2 separate regions of the Homo sapiens genome follow, and region 1 is linked to region 2. A link is a loop called in an ENCODE intact Hi-C map of the cell type or tissue named here. Cell type or tissue: PC-9. All regions are shown on one strand. Each heading gives the region's core, and the rest is flanking DNA. Links, peaks and the distances in the headings are about the cores only.

Region 1 (4,412 bases), core at 162-4,161, 730 kb before region 2:
ATAGTATGTTAGATCTGCCATTCCTTTTCATAAAGAGGTATGGTCATTTAAATCAGAGTATTCACATAAAGTTGAGTTTAAAAAAATAAAACTAAATTTTAATTTGGTAAATATAAACTTTCTTAGAATTTCTAATTTTACATTAAAAAGCCAAATAAAGAGTTATGTAATTTTTCAGATAATAGGGATGCCTAATCAATTTTTTAAAATTATGTGTACTGCATATCTTAGCCCTTGATTTTCTATTTACTGTTTTTAAACTATTTGCAATTACCATTAATCTAGTTTATGCAAAGTTAAAAAGACTTGTCAAAAATGAAAAGAAAATTCTGATATGGAAATCATAGTCCTTGAGTATACAGACTAAAAAACAAACTAACTAAAACCATAATGAAATGTTAACAAAATATATACATTTAAAAAAGAATTGCCATCAGAGAACATAGCGAGTCTTAGACTCTCCAAGAATTGTTTGTGTCACCATCCATTGACCAATTTTAACTGCCAAATTAGGCCAAAATACAGTGCAAATGATCTTTGCTGATTTTTATCAGGCTTTGGCTTGATTAAAATAGTGTTATGTATGATAACAGAGCTAAGAATCTCACAGAGAGAACAGAAGTCTCCTGCATGAGACTGTCAAAGTAATTTGAGATATTTTTTGACTTTGGGTTCTGATCTCCCAGTATTAGATCCTCACTTGTTTTGAATCCTGGTATCTGTACTACGAAATTTAATATGTGGCAGTGTGAAAATTGTGAAATCAAATTCAAGGTCACCAATAGACAATACTACTATAAAACATAGTAAGTTCTGACCAAGGAATAGTCAAATGAAACAAAACATTATCTTCACAACTTTTCTGTAAGTTGGAGCAGAACTTTATAAAGAACACCAATCTTCATCTGAGGACTGAAAAATCCAAAACTGCTGTATTTTTAATAAAACTGTCCCCATGTGATATTACTCTTTGGAAATCTCAAAACTAAGAATGGTCTTGTTTTTCCTATCTGCCATGAATCACCAGAGATATGTTTCATCTTAGAAATTTCACTCTCCAAAGTGAACCTCCTTCTGTAACACACAAACTTGATTTGGAAAACAAACTTAATTGCAAAGCACCAATTTGTCTTCAATATTCATTATCTGTGAGTCTTTATTACTGTCCTAGAAAATTATATAACAATTTTCTTTTAATTATCTTCCTGAGGATACACCTCATTTCCTGATGACAATTGGAAAACATCCAAATGGCGACCAGCCATAATTATGATATGTTACTTAATCAGAAGCTTCAGTAGCTATTCACAGTCACTATGTTTATTAACTTCAGTTTCAAATCATGACATTATTCTAAACTTGTTCATAAAGTATTAAGACATACCATAGATATGTAAAATTTGATGAATTTATTTAAGGGTTTTGTAAAAAATTGTTTTGTAAAATTGTCTTTCATTGACTCCGGTTATGTGGAATAATTAATATATACATAAAATATACACACATAGATATAAGGAAGGAGTCAGGTATTTTTATTCTTATAAAATGTGTTATGGTAAACAAACATGTAATTGGTTCAAGAAGAAAGGCCTCCGCCAGACACTGAAGATTTCTGTGACAGAAAAGAAATACAAAAGGAATGATGGATAAGAAAAGTGATAGGACATTTAGAAAAAGAAAATAAGGGCTCATGCCTGTAATCCCAGCACTTTGGAACCAACCCAAATGTCCAACAATGATAGACTGGATTAAGAAAATGTGGCACATATACACCATGGAATACTATGCAGCCATAAAAAATGATGAGTTCATGTCCTTTGTAGGGACATGGATGAAATTGGAAATCATTCTCAGTAAACTATCGCAAGAACAAAAAACCAAACACCGCATATTCTCACTCACAGGTGGGAATTGAACAATGAGAACACACGGACACAGGAAGGGGAACATCACACTCTGGGGCCTGTCGTGGGGTGGGGGAAGGGGGAGGGATAGCATTGGGAGATATACCTAATGCTAGATGACGAGTTAGTGGGTGCAGCACACCAGCATGGCACATGTATACATATGTAAGTAACCTGCACATTGTGCACATGTACCCTAAAACTTAAAGTATAATAATAAAAAAAAATAATTTAAAAAAACATAAAAAAAAAAAAGAAAAGAAAATAAGGATTTCTCCTCTTTGAGAACCTGGAGATTCTGCATGTGATTGCGGGTTTTGCAAGAAGGGAAAGATGTGGGACGATTGCCCAGAAGCCAACAAAGCACTTTTCAAGTCTTAGAGCATCAAACCGTATTGTTTCTTAGGCTTGTGTATTAGCACACATGGCGTGGTCAAGGAGAAGCCTAGACAGAATTATAGTCACATCTCCGGGAGTCATAAGAAAGATTTTGTCATGCACAAGAGAAAAGGGACATTTTATTATCATTTTTTATACCAAACCCATTTATTGAGTAAGCACTTAATAAATGTGAGCGAGCAGTTCCTATCAATGGTGACGTCATTAAAAAGATTGCTGGATTAAGTGCAGCTATTGGATGCTTCCAGCAGGGGGAAGCAGACCTCTTTATAGTTAGAGTGACTGATTTCAAAGATGGCCCATTTGCAACTAACAATTACCAAGGAGTTGGTTTGTTGATATTCCAGAGTTGAGATCACCAAAACATGACGATACTAGTCTATCTGCTTAATCATCCTTCATCTGTAAACATTTATTCCTTCAAACTGCATTTTTTAAGTAAATCTGATGGAGGCAATAAATATTTTAGAATCACCACATGAAGATACACAAAGTATTTTATATATTATATACATTGGTAAATGGATTACTCTCCTTTAGTCCATAACACAACTTCAATTAATGATTTATATTCTGGACTGCATATTGAATATGGAGGCTAGAATCATAGACTACTAGGCAGGAATCTTCAAAAGTTGAGCATAGTTGCAGACAGGTTGGAAGTGCGAGCCATGCATTCACAACTTTGTATTCCTACTTAGCTATGACTATGCCCTTGATTTTTCTTTGTCCTGTCCAACTGCAAGGAAGAGAGCTAGCAAAGGTTTTCTAATAATATTTATTCAGAATTCTAAACTTATCAACATGCCAACTCAGACAATTGAAACTGCTCCTATGCACATGCCCTTGTCTTGCTCTGCTAGTCTGAGTTTCTCGCAAGGTAAACTGAGAACAGCCAGAATTTCTGGATTTCTTCCAGAAACTCAATCTCTTTGCTTCCAAGTCTGACACCCCAGCTTAAAGTTAGAATTATGAATAAATAAATATTAGTAGCACCTTTTGGAGTCATGATGAACTCATAACACAAAACTCAAACTCTCAAAATTAATTACTTTGTAGTTTCCCAGGTACCTTTCTGTGAACAATGCCTATCATACATCATTTATATATAGAAAATGTTTGTCATTATAATTGTTTTGCTTGCTAATTTGTTCTTTTTGGTTTATAAGGCTGAAAGTTTGGACTCTATTTGAAAAGCAAAAAAACAATGAACAATTTTTTAGGAATAGTGGATGTGCTATTGATACGGAATTTTAAGCTTTATGTGTGTGTATGTATGTGTAAGAGACACACACACACACAGAGAATGTGATATATATACATATATATGTATATATATAATCTTTTGATACCACAAAGTTCAGAGCAAAAATTTTTAGACTGCAGCCAATGGTTTAGATGTCTAAAGGGAGGTAGCACGTCCATATTTGGATGGGAGGTGAGGCAGACATGCTTGAAGATGCAGGGATGATGCGTAGCAATACAGGAGAGGGGATCACACAAAAGCTGAGAGAGGAGGTTTGAGATGAGAGCTGCAGGACTGCTATGTACAGTTATGCACAGTGTCCATTGTACAACTCCGGGAGGACAGTGAATACCAATTCCAGTGAGTTGTGCCCTTGGAATTGTGTGGTATACAATACACAAATCTATTGACCATGTATGGTAGTCTTACACGTGACAAGTGACAAAAAACACAGGAAGCTCCTCAAAAATATTTATGAGGTGGCTGGATTATGTAACATCATGCCTAATAAGAACCTAGAATATTTAGTTTAGATAACAACAGAAAGGATGACCACAGAATACTGGAAATTTCAGAGTGGAGAGATACTCTTATAGTTTAAATAAATATCTTTTAAAAAACCACTGAAAACTTACTTTGCTTATTGCCCTATCAACTAAGCTTTTCCCTTTGTATGCTACTTTGCAATTCTGTGATCAGAACTAATCTTAATTTTCCATTCCCTTGATGAAAAAAATAACCTATTAGTTTCATACGTATTTGTTCCTATTGTCTTTGGATTTCTATGCCATATTCATTTTAATTTTCACTTGAAATAATCTTACATTTGTTATCTTGTCCCCGCACAGCTAAGCCTCCTTCAA
Region 2 (4,412 bases), core at 328-4,327:
TTAGAGGCTACTAAAATTACCTATAGGTGATGGTTTTTATCCAACTTGTCACTCCTAGCCTGAATAGAAATAGTAGGAGTTACTGAAAGTCCAGAATCTCTGGAAAATGTTGAAGGCTCAAACCAGGTGCCTGCAGTGGTCTTGGTGTGGCTAATGAATTTCTGTTAATATCTATCATTTTGATTTTTCTGAAGTTAGGTGATAAGAAGGTAATCAAATAATCCACAAATATTTATTCAATGCCTATATAATAAGAATCTCCAGACATTTAAAATGTTTCAGATACTGTCCCTGTCCATAAAGTGTTTACCCTCTTTCGATGAGAAAAATACTTTGAAAATATTTATTTTTTAAATATATTACTAGTAACATCAAAGGTATAGCAGAGAAAGTAAAATCTCATAAGACTTCAAAATGTTGCCTATATACTGTGTGCTATCATAATTGCAAACAGGTTTTAGTGTTTTGTAAGCACAGCTATGAAAATAATTTACCTACCTGAAGTGAGCATATCAGTCACAGAATTAAAGACTTAAAGAGTTAAACTTATTTATCTGTTTTTGTTGCTTGGGATTGTAGATATTTTAGCAAATAATAACATGTTTTAGAAAATACAGAAATGAATTCCAAATTTCTGCCCAGCAACTCAGCAATGAGAATCTTCCTTATGTCCAGTCTGCTTTATTTATGCTAAGTCAATGTGCCAATGTTTTTTTAAAAATTCCCAAAGAGTTCAGAAAAACAGAACAATCCGTATCCCTTTGCCCCACCAAGTAATTCTAAATCATAACTTTCTGATTCTTCGAGATCTTATCCCTATTTTCCAACTCATTCATTCAAACAACAAATGAGGAGAGGTGGAGAGGGAATGAAGGAAGATAAATAATAGGTGATAAATTTGGGGAGGAAAAGTAAGAAATGAAAAGACCAATCAGGTAGGATGGAACGTAGGAACACTGTAAAAATTCAACCTGAAAGTAAACAAGTAAGCTTATAATAGTCTAAAACTGAGTAAAAAATTTCTATCCATACACCTACTATGTACCCACAAAAATTAAAAATTAAAAAATTGTAAAAAGTTCCGTTCGAGCTTCTCTAAACCTGGCAACTAAAAAAAAAAAAATCAATTACATATTAATGAAGTCATTCTCCTCTCCTTCATTAGAATTTTAGGTCACTAAACTCTTTTCACTTATTAATTGGCATCAGTATGTTGATTTACTAAGGATCACAGAGTATATCCGCTGTGGAAGCAAAACCGGACCTGACATTTGCTAGCTCAGTCTGCTGCTTTCACATATTTTTTTGTTAGAAAAAAAAAAAACTGTCTCTCTTTGCGAGAGTAAAGACGAAGAATTATCAGAGAAAATATGCTATTATTTTACCAAATTCATCAACTATAGAAAGTAGAAGCATTCCTTCAAATATCAGTAGCTGTTTGAAACTTTTGATTAATCAGTAACCCTACAAAAATAATATGAATATGAATAAAGATAATTTAGAAGACACCTATGAGTAGCAAATTACATTGATTATAAAATATAGTAATTTAAATACAGTCATATATGTAATGATATAAAAGTAAAATGTTAGAGTTTATGAATATAAGTTATATTGAATTATTCTTAGCTAGAAAAATTTTAAATTAAGACTTTATCACAAAAGAAAATGTGAATGTAGGATGTCATAGGATTAGTTTACATTTTGCTTTTTCCTAAAGTATTATTCTATATAGGGTATAAAATTTGCCAGTGCATACACACTCATGTACACACATAGTGTTTACATATCGGAAATGTATTATATATTTCATATATGTATATATCACAAAGAATAAAATATTTCCTGTTAAAATGTATTTGGTAAAAATCTTTATAAAACATGTTTTCATAATAACTAAAAGCATACTGAGACCGAACACAATTTTATATATAAAATGTAATTCAAGAAAGACTTTTAAGTGCACTATAAATACATTTTAATACATGAGTATGTAATGGAAATTTTCTGATCTTTCTCTGCCACCTAGTGGTATACTCGACAGTTTGTCTTTTTTAAAAGGCTAGTGCAAAACTTATTGAATTGGAATTTACATATTGGAATTACAGACTCAGTCATTTAATACATATGAAGTTATGAGTAAACAGAAACAGAAATGCAGTGTATGCATTGTATGGTATTCATATATTACCTTGTCAATTACAAGGTTTTCCAAGGCTTGCTTTGCTATTTACAAAATGTAAAACTTCAAGGTTAGAACGAACAGGATAGAGCTGTTGCCGTAAGGCATAATCTTCCAAATCAGGTTCCAAAGGAACTGTCAAATGTTATGTGAAGTTTTAAAAGTCTAACTAGCTATCATGTACTGTTTAAGTATTTGTAATCATGTAGGAATTTCTCAAGCACTTGTATGTACACTGGTTCACTTAGTTATGTCACATAAATTAAAATGTATATGATGTATTTGTTGTCAATACTAACTTTAGAAATTAATTACCTATAAAAGCAGAAAAATATATTGAAGTTATTTGGATAGAATGATAATTAGACAAACAAAAATAATTATTGGTTGCACATTCATGCTCTTCTGTGTGGTAGAGAGTCTATTTTCTTGAATGAAGGAGAGGTTTGCGAGAGCAGATACATGTAGTTTCAAAATAAATGATAAATACAGAAAGCCATACATTTCTAAAATAAAACACTCAAAATGAAAAGTTCAGGTGTGTGTTATTTAAAATGCTCATTATACTCAAGGACAATATTGATAAGTTAATATCTTTCCTTTGAAATATTTGCTTAGTAAAAAGAGCTTGTTATCAGCCTCCCGCTGCCCCTGTCTTCATCCACCTGCTGGGAGATGCACGTGCTTTTGTGAGGGAAGGCTGGTGTATATGAAAAACTTACTGGGTCTTTATAATTATCTGTAGCTAAGAGAAGCAACTTTTTCATATAGTGAGAATTGACTAATGCAAAGATTAAAATGTCCTGGTACCTGGACACAATTAATATTACATATTATAGAAAGGGAAGTGATTTATTATAAAATGAACGAAAACATATGACTTATTTGTCTTAAAATTAACATTAATAGAAAGGAATGAATATCATTTTTTTTCTTTGAGAAAGGTCAATGTACCTTTGCACCTGTTTCTGTACTCTTAATCTGGGAAATGACTATTCTATAAGATTAGCATTCATAATTAATTTCTAACCCTGTTATATTGTTACAGGATCATTGGGGTGTCATTTTTCTGGTCGGAAACCTCTGTGGGTGGCATTGTTGCCCTAGTTGCCCTAGTAGCTCGGGCCTACTGGGCTTGTTTTACCTGCTTGTCCTGGCAATCTGCACTCAGCTCACACTACCAGCCTGGGTCCCATACTTGCCAAGCGTGATTCAGGTGTGGAACAGCAAAGGGTGTGTGAATGAATGTGGGGTCTAGCCACTGAGCACAATCAGATGTGACAGCTACCACAGCGGGACAGGCAGCTCCAGGTGCTGGCTTGAGATGCCAGGAACTGCAGAGCCCCAAAGAGTCACCGCCCTGGCTACAGAAGCTTCCAGGTCTGGGATTTCTGAAGGGCCTCAGTTCTTCTTTACTCTTCAGCAGCAGTGTGTCGAGCAAGGGACATGTTTCAGCCCTGTTTGTGTTACAGCTCTTTTAGCCCCACCATTTGACAGATCCAGAGTTCTTCTCCTACCACCATGAAGAATGAGATATGGAAACAAGTGGGACTATGAGCAAGATGAATAGGAGCTTTATTGAGTGATATAACAGCTAAGTCTCCTGCAGGGGGGCAGCTCCTTTCCACAGCCATGCAGCCACAGTGTCCAGATGAGTGTTCAGCTCCTAGCAGAGAGGAGGCCCTGGAGTGGGAAGCTTCTCTCTGCAGGGAGGTTGTCCTGTCTCCCCAGCTCTCAGCAGAGAGGAGGCCCTGGAGTGGACTGTTCCTCTCTGCAGCTAGTTGTTCTGATGTCTGTTCTGCTCTGTCTGAGCCCTGGGGTTATATGGGCCTCAGATGAGAGGAAGTGTGTGCTGATTGGTCCATGGGTGGCCATGGGTGGCCCGGAAAAGGCACCACATGCACTTACTCCAGTCTGCATGACTGGCAGCCTGACTGCCAGCCTTCAGGCCTTCCCTGGCCTGAAGGTGAGGCCTCACTGGGGACTGCCCCCTTCCACCCAGGAGCTTGTCTGTCTCCTGCTGCCATCTATGGTGCCCAGGCTGCTCATGCAAAGGGGCATCTGTAGGCCAGCACAGGGCTGTCCTTAGTCTCCCTTGGCCTCCCTCACATGCCTGTTGGCGCCCGAAGTCCAGAGGGGCTCGAGGCAGCAGGGGCCTTGTGTCTCAGCATTGTCCCAAGTGTGTGCATCCCTGGCCAGGCTGCAACAGTGCCCAGGCTTGGCCCCACAT

Evidence for each region. Peaks named below come from ENCODE experiments on the same cell type or tissue, not always from the same donor. Only the 100,000 strongest peaks of a DNase experiment are listed, where the experiment ranks them.
Region 1: a loop joins it to region 2, with 5 times the contacts of the local background. A loop is called at or near these places in 6 of 110 quality-filtered maps.

What each region holds. Positions count from the first base shown.
Region 1 is chr3:87,502,233-87,506,644 of GRCh38, reverse strand. No RefSeq gene overlaps it. Among named protein-coding and RNA genes, the nearest start is that of POU1F1, 230 kb to the right of the region's middle. In PC-9, for the core only: a CTCF peak has its summit at 2,545 (motif pointing right); a DNase peak (open chromatin) is centred at 2,554.
Region 2 is chr3:86,771,904-86,776,315 of GRCh38, reverse strand. No RefSeq gene overlaps it. Among named protein-coding and RNA genes, the nearest start is that of VGLL3, 220 kb to the left of the region's middle. In PC-9, for the core only: a CTCF peak has its summit at 2,034 (motif pointing left); a DNase peak (open chromatin) is centred at 2,035.